2 separate regions of the Mus musculus genome follow, and region 2 is linked to region 1. A link is a loop called in an ENCODE intact Hi-C map of the cell type or tissue named here. Cell type or tissue: left cerebral cortex. All regions are shown on one strand. Each heading gives the region's core, and the rest is flanking DNA. Links, peaks and the distances in the headings are about the cores only.

Evidence for each region. Peaks named below come from ENCODE experiments on the same cell type or tissue, not always from the same donor. Only the 100,000 strongest peaks of a DNase experiment are listed, where the experiment ranks them.
Region 2: it touches region 1 in a loop (6-fold over the local background); 14 of 42 quality-filtered maps call a loop at or near these places.

The regions. Positions count from the first base shown.
Region 1 is chr3:95,327,635-95,335,970 of GRCm38, forward strand. It overlaps Setdb1 (SET domain, bifurcated 1), which reads right to left. Exons shown (of 22, transcript NM_018877.3): 15 at 914-1,083; 16 at 1-202. Among named protein-coding and RNA genes, the nearest start is that of Cers2, 17 kb to the left of the region's middle. In left cerebral cortex, for the core only: a CTCF peak has its summit at 3,306 (motif pointing left); no DNase peak of the experiment used is centred there.
Region 2 is chr3:95,842,334-95,850,669 of GRCm38, forward strand. Prpf3 (pre-mRNA processing factor 3) reads right to left here. Exons shown (of 16, transcript NM_001316751.2): 4 at 6,582-6,728; 5 at 5,432-5,515; 6 at 5,042-5,262; 7 at 2,592-2,898; 8 at 1,853-2,019. Among named protein-coding and RNA genes, the nearest start is that of Prpf3, 9.4 kb to the right of the region's middle. In left cerebral cortex, for the core only: a CTCF peak has its summit at 380 (motif pointing left); no DNase peak of the experiment used is centred there.

The DNA.
Region 1 (8,336 bases), core at 250-8,249:
GATTCTTCAGGGTCCTCTGAACCGCTGTTGCCATCTTCCTGGTCCTTCATATCTACCCCACTGCTGTCAGAGGAAGTGGGGACATCACTCTCATATCCTTCCTTGAAGTTCTCCACACTTTCAATGTGGTCCAGATTTGCAAAGTACTCATCACCCATCTCCAGGCCTTCTTTGTCTGCAAAGTCATCTGTCAGGATTTTGCCTGAGAATCAAGAGAATTGATGGTCTTCATCAGTACTACACCCACCAGCAGGGTAAATCTATTATATGCTTACTTTGCCACCTTTGCCTCTGACATTAAGTCAATGTCACTGCAGCTTGTTGCTTTGCCCTTCCCAATTTTTTTTTTTCTTTTTTCTTTTGTTTACCTCCTTGGTACTTCCTGGGTTAAAATATCTCTCGGAGAAAATAATACAATTAAATGATGTCTCTCACTGAAAGAAACATCAATAGCCAAAATCTGATTCCCTTCTACTGTTTAAGAAGTACCTTTGCCCCTCTCTGGTCCTACCTATTCAGGTATATATCACTTATCATGTCCTTTATAGAAGAGATTCCCACCTCCTCTTATTCCCAGTTCAACTGTCAAACACTTTATGCATCCATCCATCCTTTCTTTTTTTTAATGTTAGGGAGTGATCCAGCACCTCCTGAAAACTAAGCATGCATTGTTCTCCTGAGCTACATTTCCACTCCTCAAACACTGTTTTGTTTTGTTTTTTTTTTGTGAGGTAAAATCTAACTCTGTAGCCCAGGTTATCTCCTACTCTTAAAGTTTTCTGTTTTCATCTTCTGAGTGCTTGGATTATAGACATGTGCTACCATACCCACTAACACTTTGCTATGTTCAACTTTTCCTTGACCTTCCATGTCCCAAACCTCATAGGGTAAAACCCCTTTTTTAATCACTAACCTGCATAAATGCAGACAAAAGAGCCTTTGGCAATATCATCCAAGCAGCGGATACCCCAGCCCTTGTTCTGTGTCTTAAACAGCTGTAGTCGAACCTGCAGACCATGCTGCACCAACCGATTTGTGCACATGTTTGGGTCACAATTGCAGCGTTTGTTACACTCATAAACCCTGGGAGGTTAGAATACAGTCAATGACACAGTTACTGATAGACTTAAATCTCTAACACATGTCACAAGCAAAGATCATCAAGTAGGTAGTGACCCGAGATAGTGGATTTTTGGAGTGATTCCTCTATCCTCTTGGACTCATGTGAAAATAAAGACCAAGAACATAATTCAGAAGGCAAAGTGTTTCACAATATTCACAGTAATACTGTAGATAATAAGTGACAGAGTGCCTAACCCCTGGAGAAAGGATTAGCAAACAATGAGGTGATTCAGACTGCAGATGTAAGTTTATAGGTTGTCTCAGTTGATACAAGTAGGGAAGCTGGTGAGCCAGCTTATTGGGTAAAAGCACTTTTCACCAAGACTGATGACCTAAGTTCAACCTCTGGAGGCCACAAGGTAGAAGGAGAGAACCAATTCCTCCAAGCTGTCTTCTGATCTATGCACACCTGCCCCCACCCCATGAATGTAATAAAAAACTGACATCTAGAAACAGATACAGAAGAAAAGCAGAAGCCAGATTATATATACCAAAAGGAAATAGATAAGAAAATTATAATAATATTGGTACAATTCTTTTGTTAGCATAAAGCTGATACTCTTTCAGAAAACATTTTTTTAGGGTGGGGGTTGGCTTACTTTTTTTTTTTGAGACAGGGCCATCTGGAACTCACTACATAGACTAGGCTTGCCTAGAACCCAGACAGTAACTTATCTCTACCTTCCAAATGCTAGGATTAAAGGCATGTGCCAATACGTTGTTTTCAATAAACATTTATTTAACAAGAGTTGTGTTAACCGGCAGTGGTGGCGCACGCCTTTAATCCCAGCACTTGGGAAGAAGAGGCAGGCAGATCCTGAGTTTGAGGCCTGGTTTACAGAGTCCAGGACAGCCAGGGTTATACAGCGAAACCCTATCTCGAGAAGAAAAAAAAAAAAAACAAAAAAAAAACAAACAACTAAAAAGTTGTGTTCAAACATTGGGAATGCACAAAGAAAAGGATCATAGTAATTTTGACCTCATATTACCAATTCAACAACTGAAGAAAAGAGAAAATATGTGAGACAGATGCAGGTGATCTGAGTTCAATGCCAGCCTGGTCAACACACTTGAGTTCTATAGCACAGTGAAGGCTACAAAGAGAGATCCTGTCTCAAAACTGTGAAAATATAATATAAAACAAAACTTCCTGATAAAAAGTACAAATACTTGCCAGTTGTTGCTGGTGTATACCTTTAATCCCAGCATTCTGGAGGCAGAGGCAGAGGCTAACACTCTAAACAGCCAAGACTACACAGAGAAACCCTGAGGGGGAAGGAAGGGAGGTAAAGAGAAAAGACGTAGTATATTGATCTCTGATTTACATATGCACTACCATCAGACTACACAGATCCACGAGGGCAGGGGATGTAGCTTAGTTATGTAATGTGTGTGCAAGACCCTGAATTAGATCCTAGCACTGCATACACTGGTGATGGTGGTAAATTCCTGAAAGCCCAGAATTTAGGTGGTGAATGCAGGAGTTTCAGAAACTCAAGGCCATCCTTGGCAACACTGAGAATTCAAAGTCAACCAGGGCTATCTGAGAACCTGTCTCAAAATACAAGGGGCTGGAGAGATGGCTCAGCAGTTAGGATCACTTGTTGCTCTTACAGAGGACCTGGGTTCAGTTCACAGCATTCAGATAGTAGCTTAGAACCATTTGTAAACCCAATTCCAGGGGATCCAAAAGGCATACACATAGTGCATATACATGCGTGTATGTAAGACATACATGCAAAGTAAGAGTAAATCTAAAACAATTCAACAATAAAATAAAAATAAAGATTAATTTTCTACCCCAACTTTAGAAAGGACTGTTGAGGTTCCTGGGTTTGACTGCCAGCACCACAAAAATAAGTAAAAAGAAAAATAAAACAACACAAAACATGGAGTGGGATTACTGTGAGATACACAGACAAAAATGCATTAACAGGACTAAAGTTTGAGCAATTTGCAGAAACTGAGTATCACACATCAGCACCTCTCCTGGGTACTGCTTTACTGTGTGCATCCTTAAAAGCCTATTCGGGGTGTGGGGGGGCTGGCTGGCTGGAGAGATGGCTCAGTGGTTAAGAGCATGGACTACTGTTCCAGAGGTCCTGAGTTCAATTCCCAGCAACCACATGGTGGCTCACAACCATCTGTAATGAGATCTGATGCCCTCTTCTGGTGTGTCTAAAGAGAGCAACAGTGTACTCATATACATAAAATAAATAAATCTAAAGATGTGGCCACTATCCCTGGCCATGTCAAATTAAAAAAAAAAAAAAAAAAAAAAGCCAATTGGGTATAGTGGTGCATGCCTTTAATCTCAGCACTACATAGTGAATTCTAGGCCATACCTAGGGAAAGCCTATTGGGAATTAGGGGGCTATTCATATTTGTTATCAGCACAGGAAGCCATCAGAGTAACTATACTAAGTATCATTTATTCATTCCTTAAAATGTCTTTCAGTGGCTACTCTGTAACACTGCACTAGGTAGTGGGATGGGGGTGGGGTGGGGATTGGATAAAATGTAAGCTTATATTAATGTGAAAAAAAGATCCCACAATTGAGTCAAGGAAGTTGTTAGAAATACTTATAAAAAGTACAATTGTGGTGCTGTAAAAGAGAACGAGAGAGTGAAAACAGAGTATATACTATGTGTGTGTTAAATGCCTAGAATTCCAACACTTGAGGTAGACACAGAAGAATGAAGAATTCAAAGTTACCACTGGCTATACAGTGAGATGGAAGCTGGTTTAGCAATGGAGGCCATGTCCAACAAACAAAACAAACTCCCAGGGGAAAAGGCCTACTTTTCAAGTACCCAGGGACAGGTTGAAGACTGGAGACTGAAACTGAGAGATCAAGGTTAAAGCCAGCCAAACAAAAGCAGTGGAGGGTGCCAAGAACACATCTCCTGCACAAAACCACCAGAGGTAGGCTAAAAAAAAAAAAAAAAAAAAAAAAAAACACAGCGTGAAATGGATCTAGGAAGTAATGGATATAAACACACTTCAAACAACTTTAGAGGGAGAGAAGTAGGCTAGAGAGTACAGTGTTTTCCAAGTCAAAGGTTAGAATGAAATCAATGTGTATTGGGGAACTAATAGTTTTAAATATGAGTGACATATATTTATACTTATTCAGAAATATTTTTGCTAGATATATATTTCTGCAGGCTTGTAATTCTAGCACTTGGGAGACCAAGCTAGGTAGATAGCAAGTTTCAACGACAGCCCTAGACTAAAGATGGAGAACTTGTCTAAAAAAAGAACTGAAGTCTTTTTCTGTTTTTTTTTTTTAATTAATTATTTTTTTTTATATGAGTACACTGTAGTTGTCTTCAGACACACCAGAAGAGTGCATCGGATTCTACTACAGATGGTTGTGAGCCACAATGTGATTGCTGGGAATTGAACTCAGGACCTTTGGAAGAGTTGTCAGTGCTCTTAACCTCTGAGCCATCTCTCCAGCCCCCCTTTTATTTTTTAAAGAGAGAAGGTAAAGTCTGTTTCTTGTAGTGTAGGACTGGATATGTAGTTAAATGGTAGTCATTTTTTTTAAAGTTTAGCAAAAATTATTTTATTTATTTCATGTATGTGGGCATTCTGTCGCTATCTTCACACACCAGAAGAGGTCATCGGATCCCCAATACAGATGGTTGTGAGTCACCAGGTGGTTGCTGGGAATTGAACTCAGGACCTCAAGAAGATGCTCTTAACTGCTGAGCCATCTCTCCAGCCCCCTAAGTGGTAATCTTAAGTTACTTTTCTCTTGCTACAAACATACACCTCAACATATAAAAGAAAGCATCTGGGGCTGGAGAGATGAGTCAGTGGTTAAGAGCACTGATTGCTCTTCCAGAGGTCCTGAGCAAAATGTACTCATATAAATAAAATATATAAATCTTTTTTTTTTTTTTTGCAGCTGAGTCCACCACCATTATGTTGTGGGGCATGGCACTGGAGCAGTAGCTGAGAGCTTACATCAGGCAGAGAGAAAACACTAACTAGAATAGCATGGGTTTTTAACACCTCACCACCCCTAGTGACATATCTTCTCCAACAAGGCCACATCTAATCCTTAACAAACAGTTCCACCAAAGATTGGAACCTGTGGTAAACATTCACATTCAAAACACTGAACAAGGCTTTGGGTTCTATCCCTAACTCAAAACCAGAGACAACAAAAGCAAAACTAACTAATAACCAAAGATTTCCTATAAACCAGGCTGTCCTGGAACTCACAGAGATCTGCCTGCCTCTGCCTCCTCAGTGCTAGGATGAAAGGCCATGAGCAGCAGTCCAATTTGTATTTTGATTTAAAAATGTCTATGTTTTTTATATGTTTCCTCCTCTAGAATGGTGTGATTTCAGGAGGCCTTATAGGTATGTACTACACATATTCAGTACTGTGGATCAAACCTACTGCTACATGAACACTAGGCAAGCACTGCATTAAGCTATACTCTCAACATTTTTCTTTTCTTTCTCTATTTTTTTTAAGCTCTTCTGGACAGGATCTCATTTCATGTAACACAGGCTGCCCTGTCTTTGGATCAGCTGCACAGGCAAAGGTGGCTTTGTATTTTTTCTTTTAAAAAGATTTATCTACTTTATGTATATGAGTACACTGTCACTGTCTTCAGACACACCAGATCCCATTACAGATGGTTGTGAACCACCATGTGGTTTCTGGGAATTGAACTTGGGACCTCTGGAAGAACAGTCAGTGCTCTTAACCACTGAGCCATCTCACCAGCACAGCTTGGTCTTGATCCTGACAATACTCTTGAGTTTTGGATTAACAGGCATGCACAACCATCCCTGACCTGTGTTGTTGTTTGTTGTAGCTTGGGCTGGCCTTGAATTTGCCATTATTTTGCTTTAGCCTTCTAAGCATTAGGATTATAGTATAAGTGTGTGCTGTCATACCTGGCTTGGGAATATTTTTCAATTATGTAAGGAAGTTAGGCAGTAGAAATGCCTTTACTCCCAGCACTAGGAAGGCAGATCTCTACCTCAAAACACCAAAACCAAAACAAGATAGGATGATAGGTACATACTACCAGTCAGCTGTTCTCTGCTTTGTTTTCTCTATGTTCAACGCAAATTAACTAATTCCCCAACAGTCTAAATCTCCTCTCAAGTTTGCCATGAACTCATCTTCCCAGGAAGCCACCCCAGCAGTTATCTGTCCTACTTGAGCACTGCTGGGTCTCCACATGAAGTGCCATGTGACCCTGTGAGACCGTCCCCTCAGCAGCATATTTGACATTTCCTTCATTTGTCCTTTTGGTTGGGTCTACTGTTTTCTGGATCACATGCTTTCCTGATTAACTTTCCTCTATGTGGTTGTTGAGAATTTAACCTCAGTCCTCTGGAAGAGAAGGTAGTGCTCTTAACCACTGAGCTATCTCTCCAGCCCCTAGTCATGTTTGTTTCTCTTTGACAGAAACAGATTGCATATGTAGCTCTGACTGTCCTAAAACTCACTAGGTAGACCAGGTTGGCTTTCAGCTTCCAAAGATACTTCAGTGTATGCTTCCTGAATTCTGAGATTATAGATTCTCACCCACTGCACCCACACGCATCAACACAAACACAGCTGAGTACAGTGCTCTAGAAGGAAGCCCTGGAACTGGAGGGACAGAGTCTCATGTACCCAGGTTGACTTGATATTACTATGAGGCTGAGGATGAACTCACACTTCAGATCCTCCAGTCTCCATGTCTACAACCAGTTTATTTTGTGCTGGTGTTGGAACCCAAGACTCTGTGGACACTAGGCAATCATTCTATTAAGCTATATACCATAACCTTTGATTCTCCTTTTTGTTTGTTTTTCGAGACAGGGTTTCTCTGTATAGTCCTGGCTGTCCTGGAACTCACTGTGTAGACCAGGCTGGCCTCGAACTCAGAAATCTGCCTGCCTCTGCCTCCCGAGTGCTGGGATTAAAGGTGTACACCACCACTGCCCGGCGATTCTCTTTTTTCAAAACAAGGCTTTTCTGTGTATTCTTGGCTGTCCTGGAACTTGCTTAGTAGACAGAGTTCCATGTGCCTCTGCATCTAGAATGCTTCAAGTAAAGGTGTTTACAATCACCACCTGGCTCTAATTATGTCTTAGTGGGAATCTATTTTGGTTTATTATGCTGAGAACTGAACCCAGGGCCTCATACAGGATGGGCAAGTGCTCTATCACCAAGCTACACCTCCAGAGTAAGCATACCTTTCAATTTAAAGGTAGACCCTTTGATTATGAAAAATGAAGTAATCTTATGTATGTTTTTCCCTTTCCCTGTACACTCAAGGACTGGGTTCTTATTCCATGTATAGTTTGCCGGACTATTTTCCATTCTCACTCTATTTCTTCTTTCAAACTTGTCCTGAGTCTCAGATATTGATGCAAACCCCAAATACGGCATTCATTCAAATTTATTGTTTCTCTACTTAGGACTCCCAGGTCTTTTTGTCTAGCCCTTAACTTTGCTCCAGAAATCTTTTTTATCTATTTGTTTTTAATGTTCTCAAATGTTAAACAGGCTAGTCTTGGACTCACAGAGGTCTGCCTCTGCCTCTGGGAATACTGATTTAATGATTTATGCACCACCATGTACATCCTGCTCCAGAAATGTTACCATCTTCTTCACATTTGTATTTGGACTGCCTAATTTAATATGGCTGAAAACAAGGTGAAACCACACTCAGCTGTGCACCTTTTGGTTTTCCAACTCAGCATCAATGACCAGTTGTTTCCTCAAGCCAAACATCTGGGAACTGTCCTCCATTCTACTTCTTTCATTCCACTCTCTAGTCGTTTATCAAGTTCTATATGTTACTGTGCATGATGGCACACACCTTTAATCCCAGCACTCAGGGGGCAAAGCAGGTAGACCTCTGAGTTTGAGGTCATTCAGGCCTACAAAGTGAATTCCAGGAAGCCAGAGCTACACAGAGAAACACTATCTTGAAAAACCAACCAATCAACCAACAAAATTTCTCTATATAGCTGTACTTTCTAATGCACCCAATAGCTCTCATTTATTACTTCATTCTTGGTGCATATTAACCATGCCCTCTGTTGGGCTACACACCCATCCCTATCCTCCTTAATTTCTACTGTCATTTCCATTCTAGTGCAAGGCCTACCTCCCATTACTTCTCATGTATTCTCTTAAAATTACCTAATTGGTCTTTGAAATCTTTGAAATTCTGTTTTTTCC
Region 2 (8,336 bases), core at 219-8,218, 510 kb after region 1:
TTCTGTAGTAAAGCACTTACTTAAATTGCATGAGGTTCTGAGTGCTACTATAGTGTATTACTGATACTTCAAAAAAATGCCAGGAGTGACAGTACACACCTTTAATCTTAGTACCCAGGAGACAGAGACAGAGACAGGTGGATGTCTTTGAGTTTAAGGACACTCTACATAGTAAGTTTCAAGTCAGCCATGGCTACATAGTGAGACTCTATATCAAAATCTCTCCCTGCAAAACAAAAAACAAACCTACGAAAAGAAAAAGAATGAGAGCTGAAAGATGGCTCAGTGGTTAAGAGCACTGACTGCTCTTGCAGAGGTCCTGAGTTCAATTCCCAGCAACCACATGGTGGCTCACAACCATCTGTAATAGGATCCAGTGGTGCCCTCTTCTGGTGCGTCTGAAGACAGCTACAGTGTACTTATATATAAAATAAATAAATCTTATAAAAAAACAAAAACAAAAACAGAGAATCCCACTACAAACCTAAAAAAAAAAAAAAAAAGAATGAAAAGTAATCAATTACTAAATAAAGCAAGAGGACCAGAGAGATAGCTCAATGGCTAAAAACACTTCTATTCTACTAGGCTGGGAGGTGGTGTTGAACACCACTACAAAGTTTTCAGGGATATCTAGAAAAAACATGTCAAAAAAAAAAAACCCAAAACACCCAACAACAATAAAGCCATCAAAAAATAAAAAAAACAACAACAACAAAAAAGCAAAACCAATTAACTAACCAACCGACCAAAATAACCCACTTCTGCTTTTCCAGAGGCCCTGGGTTCAGTTCCTAGCACTCACACAATGACTTGTCAAAAGGTCTAACTCCAGGTCCAGGGGATCTGACCCTCTTTTCTGACCTCCTCAAGCACTAAGGAAACATGTGGTGCACATACATACACATGCAGGCTATTCAGGCAAAACATTCACACATGGGCTGGAGAGACGGCTCAGTGGTTAAGAGCACTGACTACTCTTCCAGAGGTCCTGAGTTCAAGTCCCAGCAACCACATGGTGGCTCACAACCATCTGTAATGGGACTCAATGCCCTCTTGTGGTGTGTCTGAAGACAGCTACAGTGTACTCACATACATAAAATAAATAAATCTTAAAAAAACAAAACAAACAAAAAACCCATTCACACACATACAATAGGAAAAAAAAAGCTGGCTGTAATGGCACACATCTGAAATTCCAGTATTCTTACAACTAAATGGGAACTGGAAAAAGTGAATGGGCTGGCCAAATCCTATGTGTAACACACTGGAGCCAACAAGAGTGACCCCCCACCCCCATCCCCACACACCCATCTCAATAATGCAGAAGGAAAGACTGACAAAACTGTCCACTGAGCTCTATACACGGGCATGTACACCTGCATGTGTATGAGCACACAGACAGACACACACAACTAAACAAATTTAAAGGGGGAAAAAAAACAACAATAAACATTTTTCTTTTCTTTTTTTTGCAGTTCTGGAGATCAGACCTAAGTGCCTTCCATATACTAGGCACATGTTCAACCACTGAACTAGGTCCCTAGACCTATAAATGGATCATTATAAACATGTAAAATATATAGAATACATAGTAAGAAAAAATATAAAACTTGAAAATATGGCAAGATAAAATAAGCCCTGGGTTCATTGCCAGCACTGCAAAAATAAAGAAGTAAATATGTTTTTCAGACTCACTTTGCATTATTTGTCTCTGATTTTGGTAAACTAACCCCAAAAGCTAAATATAACTCAAGACAGCTTGAAAATCTGTTGTGTAGTTATCTATTCCCTTTGCATTTAAAGTGGTATTTGAGGTGTCTGTAGCACCTTTCTCTTGGCATTTAACACTCACAGGTCAAAGCCGTTGGGTATGATGTACGAGTCCCACCACTCAATCTCAGGGATATCGCCTTCCTTTAGCTCCTTTTTGGGAGCAATGAGGGCAAGTCTAGTCGAAGTATGAATGCCTGTTTTTCTAGCAGCTTGTGAAATCTCTGCTTGCAGCTTCTCCAATTGAGCCTAAGAGCAAGATCAAACAAGATAGGAAGGTAAGTTGGAGCAAAGGAAAGTTGTCGAGTTACAAATTTAATAACAAATTTAACCCTTATTAAATTCTAATACCTAATGTAATGAATTCACAACTTCTAAAGGATTTGAAAGATAAACTGCCTTATTTTTTACGCAGTTTACTTAGTCCTCTGACTCTTGTCTCTCCTTTCACTCATACTGTAGATATACATTAGTGGGATTCTACGAAAACCTCATTCTGAGAAGACAAAAGGGACTATTTAATTAACTACATTCAATCCAACTCTCCCAAGCACGTAGATTTTCTGTAGTAAATTCTAACATCAGGTTATCATTCATCAAAAGAAGTCAGGAAACTGGCTTTGAACTGTTTTCCTCAACTGTTGGTCAATGGGGAGTGCTCTATACAAGCAGAAAGCAGTCAGGAAGAGAAACCGAGTAAACAATAAATAGTCTAAGAATATAGCACTTAAACCAATTACACTGTTTTAAATTATGTTTCTATTTCCCAAAAATATGGACCTAAAAGTGTCTTTGTGTCAGCTTCTGAGCTTCTAAATTACCTTTGTCCGTAATCGTTGAGCAATTTTCTCAAATTTGCCCTTGTCATGGAATTTAAAAGTGCGTCTTTGGCGCTGGGAAGGGGCAATTGAGACTCGGGGGTCAAAAAAGGTATTAGACTCCATGTCTTCTGATGGCTTTTCTTTTAGCTGCTGCTTGAACTGTTCCCTCTTCACAGCCCGAATGTTTGCCTTCAGGGTGGGCATGCGATGTGTGAGCTCCACCTCCTTGCCTGTCGCATCCACAGTGCGGCCTTGCTCGTCCAGGATCAATGGGGTAGGCTTAGTTTGGTCTTTTAACTCTACTTTCCTGAAAAAACAAAACATCCCTCAGAGAAATAAATCCTACATAGAACCTTGAAGCAAGGAAAACCCAACAGAAAACAAAAGGAGTCAAAATTATCAAAGACAACTGTAAATTAACCTTAGGGAAGGCAATCTTGTCAGTGCTTTATAAAATCTCCATTAAAAAAAAAAATCAGAGTAAGGGGACAGTTAGGAGTGCTGGATACTCTAGCAGAGGACCTGGGTTTGAGTTTCAGCTCCCACTTGGGGCTTGCAGCTGTCTGTAACTTGAGTTCTAGGGAATCCTATGCCTCTTTCCGACCTCTGATGACACTATTTACCCATGACCTACACAGATATACCTGCAGGAAAATATTCATACACATAAAATAAATAAATCTTGAAACAACAACAACAAAACAGTAAAAAAAAAAAACAAAAACCAAAACCAATGTAAATTAGTTCTGCTTTTTAGCTAAGAGTTAATATAAAACATCAAACCAGGCTGAAGATATATCTCAGTATTGGCTAAGGATATAACTCACTCAGTATTAGAGCATTTGTACAGAATATTCAAGTTCATGGGTTACCATAAAAAATACATCAAATTAAGTACTTAGATACAGGGCATAATCTAACGAAATTAATTCTAAAATCATACTTTTTTTTTCCTCCTGGCTATCCTGGAACTTACAGGATATAGACCAGATTATGTAGACCAAGCAGACCAGCCTCAAACTCAGAGATTCCCTGCCTCTGCCTCTGCTTCATAAGTACTGAAATTATATGTGCCACCACTACCACTTGGCCATTATCTAATCTTATTTTATTCCCAAATTCTTCTCTTTTTTTCAAAATTTATTTTCAAGTCCTCTAGAACCGGACTTACAGATGGCTGTTAGCCAACCTGTGGGTGCTGGGAACCAAACCTTGGTCCTCTGGAATAGCAGCAAGTGTTCTTAACTACTTAGCCACCTTTCCACCCCTACCCTCACCCCTGCTTCTTTTGTTGTTATTTCACGTGCACTGGTGTTTTGCCTACATGTATGTCTATGTAAGTGTGTTGAATCCTGCAGAACTGGAGTTACAAACAATTGTGAGCTACCATGTGGATACTAGGAATTGAACCTGAATCCTTTGGAAGAGCAGCCAGTAGTTTAACCATTGAACCATCTTCCAGGTCATTTCCCTCCACCCCCACCCCTTTTGTGGTGGTTCAAGAGTCTGAGAGCCCAAGGCCTCCTGCATACTAGGCAGATGTTCTACCACTGGGATGCATGGGAAGCAACTCTATCATCTGTTCCTAAGTTCTTGAATTAGTCTTGGGATGCCAGAACAATCACAAACGAGACAGGGTCTTGCTATGTAGTTCTGACTTGCTAAGAACTTGTTAGGTAGACTAGTCTAGATTCATATTTACCTCACTACTCTTGCTTCTCCCTCCTGAGTAACAGAGTTGCAGACATGTACCACCATGTGCCACCCATCTAACATATGGTCTCGACCAATACTGGTTAATGGCTGAAGCTCTTAAGTAATAAGCCAAGAAATCTGATTCTATTCTTACCTCCATTATTAAGTGAAAAGTATTATTTTAGTTCTATCAGTTATAAGCAGACAACAAACTACAATAAAGCCAAAAAATGTAACTGAATTAAAATCATTTATTAAAAATAGGAAACTTGCCAGGCGGTGGTGGCGCACGCCTTTAATCCCAGCACTTGGGAGGCAGAGACAGGTGGATTTCTGAGTTCGAGGCCAGCCTGGTCTACAAAGTGAGTTCCAGGACAGCCAAGACTATACAGAGAAACCCTGTCTCGAAAAACCAAAAAAAGAAAGGGAAACTTTTAAGAAATTATTTAATGTTCTTTGAGTTTAAAAAAGTCAGTAACGGGCTAGAGAGATGGCTCAGTAGTTAAGAGCACTGACTGCTCTTCCAGAGGTTCTGAGTTCAATTCCCAGCAACCACATGGTGGCTTACAACCATCTGTAATGGGATCCACTGCCCTCTTCTGGTGTTTCTGAAGACAGGACAGTGTACTCGTACATAAAATAAATAAAATAAATACGTCTTTTAAAAAAAAGTTAGTAATATTCAAGTAAATTACCTTTAAATAACTACCCCAGAACTTTTAGAAGTGATATGGGACTGTGTGAAAGATACTCACGGTGGAGCTATGCCCATGGCATGGAGATTAGCTAGGCCCACCATGTTGGCATTGCCAATAAGCCCTGGCTTCAACGCCAGCTGGGCCTGGATTCGGGCTTGCAGCTCGGCAGCTTTCCTCGCCTTCTCAATGGCATCGTTCATAAAGGTAGCGGCCTGGGAGGGCTGAATAGTGTTGCCGATGGGAAGTCGCTCTGGTTGGGAAGAAGAAGGTGTCTTTGGCTATAAGACAAGAGATTAAAAGAAATCAGAGAGTGTGTGATAGGCATACAGATACATACACAGCATGGCAGATTATGGTGGACAACTGGAGCCCTTTCCGGCCTCTCATGTGGATGAATGACAACAACCTTGTGCTAACTCTTCTTTTCCGAGCAATCAGGCACCATACCTGAGGTGCAGGGGGGCTGATGAAGCTCAGCTGTTTTTTCCGTTCCTCGATTTGTCGTGTTGCTGCTTCCATCATCTGTTTGATCTGTTCTCCAGAGGGAAAAGGTGGAAAAGATTATTTCCTCCCATAAATGTTCCTAAATTAAAAAGCATTCAGTTCTAGAGACCTAAAAGATTGTGAATGTCTCCACAATAAATATATTATCTATACCATAGACAAGAAAATTTGCTAAAGATAAGCCTATACCCTTAAGCACTAGAATTTTTCAATCTTTTCCCCCCATGTTAGGATTGATATATTAGGTAGTATATGTGACTGAGACTCAGACAATATGAGGTTAGAACTGTACCACACTTTCTGCCTGTATTTCTTTGGATAAGGCATTAATACCTTAACCTCTCATCAATCTAAAAGAGGGGAAGCAGTACATGCACACTTCCTAACATTCATTCCTACATTCAAGTGGACAGGGAGGCTGTAGAGATGGTTCACAGCTAAAGCACCAATCACTCTTGTTTAGGACCTGAGTTCAGGTCCCAGCATCCATATGGTGGCTCACAACCATCTCTAACCAGTTCTAGGGTATCTGATACTTCTAACTCCCACAGGTTCCTGCATGCACATAAAAATTCATACTATGTTTAAAAATCATGGTTATCAGCCAGGCATGGTAGCATACACCTTTAATCTCAGCACTTGGGAAGCACTAGCAGGCAGATCTGAGTCTGAGGCCAGCTAGGGTAACAGCAAGACTTTGTCTTTAAAAATGTTAATGATCATGTTATCAGCCCCTGAATTCCTACTGTAGGTATGCATGGGCAATGGTGCAAGGCCTCTTTCGATGCTTGTTATGTTCTAACGAAGAGCAGAAAGAAGCTCTAAAGATATAGTCAAGCTAAGTGCTATCATTTCATTTCATTTTCCAACATTGATGAGGCAGACAACTGGGCAAACGATGAAGTAACACACTAGGTGCTCAATAAATACAGTGTCAATAATCCTTAGCTGGGCTACTTCTGATCAAACCAAAGACTGCTAAAATATAAAGGAAAAAGTAAAACTTCCTCAAATGGTTAACACAAACTCAAATCATGATCACTGTGAGCCTGGTGCCACAACTCACAAAATCCCTTTGCTTCTTTTAACTAACCTGGAGCTTTGTTAGCATGCCAGGGCTTTCTGATGGAGGTCCAGGGATCACCTCTGGCTCCTCTTCTACCTCCTCAAAACGGGGTATCCGCCGCTTCTTTACCCCCGATGATTCCTTTGAGATCTCAGAGTCATCACCAAACACCTCCTAAAGGAACCCAAGATGAAAGAAGAATTGCACCCCTCCCTAGGGGAAAGGAACAACCATCCCAACCCTACCAGCATCCTGTGGTTTCCCAGGGGATATGACAACCTTTCAAATAACTACTTGCAAGAAGCAGGGTCTCTAGATACTCCTCCAAGTGGACCATCTCACCCAACTTCATCATTCTCTTACCCCACTCAAGCAAATTTCATTCCCATGTTCTGATAAGTTTTCCCATCTCAAGATCTTTGCCAGTGCTACTGCCTACATTTGTAATGCTCTTCCTCCTTCCCACAAATCCTGTCTAAAACTCACCTCCTCCAGGAAGTTCTCCTCATCATCTCATCCCACTCTGATCCAACTGTTCTTTCACATCCTCTCAGCACTTAGAGCTCGGCTCATATTAGACCACATTATACTGCTGACACTGTTTGCCACGTGTTAGGTAGACTTTCTCCCAATTAAAATCTAAGTTCTTCCAGAAAAGAGGCTTGTTCTTGTTTAGTATTCCCCAATAACATTTTCTTCTTATCATACAATGGGAACTCAAATATGTTGACTAATTTGCAAAATGAATTTAATAGGACCAAGAGTGGCCAACTGGAAGGGACAATGGGAAAAAGCAAATGTACACACCGGTGGTAGGCTTTGGGTGACATCCCCTCTTCACTAGGAGGGCTCGTGTTTTGCAAGGACATATCCTCAGCCAGGGGCGAGCGCTTCCTGGAACTCCTACAGTTCAAGAAAAAGGACTCTCCCATAATATATTGTGTGGAGTGGGGACTTGAATGGACCAAAAATGGGACCCATATCCCATGCTATCTAGATATCTCCCTCAAGAAACCATTCCTACTATCCCACCCCATGTAGTTAGTCCATTCACAGCCTGAGCTTGGCCTTCACAGCAGCATGTACTATTGTAACACAACCCTCACTGTGTTGATCTGTACAGTACGTGTCTAATCCTCTCCTCTTAAGTTTAACACAAGTCTGAAATTCTGTAACCAGTTGCAAATGTATACAAAACTGCTACTCACATTTTGTAACCTGTGACTGATTTCTTGCAACTCCTCACTCCTAAATATCAAACTACTTAAGTCAAGAACTAAGTCTGCTTTCTCTGATCACTCTATAATGTTCAAAAAACAAAAGGGATAGGAATTTCTATTTTTCTTGGTCATATAGCATGGCTACAGACCCCAAGCAGACACTGCTTCTTTTTTTGTGTGTATCTCAGGAAAAGCAACTGATATGCAAGGTATCAAAAGCACTTTAGAGCTGGGTATGATGATGGTACATGCTTAGAATCTCAGCACTCAGGAGGCCGGGCCAGGAGAACCTCTGAGCTTGAAGACAACCTGGGCTTGGTAGCAAGATCTGGTCTCAAAAATCCAAAACAAGGGCTGGAGAGATGATTTGGAGGTTAAGAGTGAGCGCTGTCTTCCAGGAACAAGAGTTTGTTCCCAGCAACTATGTAGTGGCTCACAACTCCTTGTAACTCAAACCCCAGGGGATCTGACACCCTCTTCTGACCTTTGTGGGCACCTGTGTGCATACATATAATATACATAAATAAAAATTTTAAAATGAGTCTTTAAGAACGATTCATAA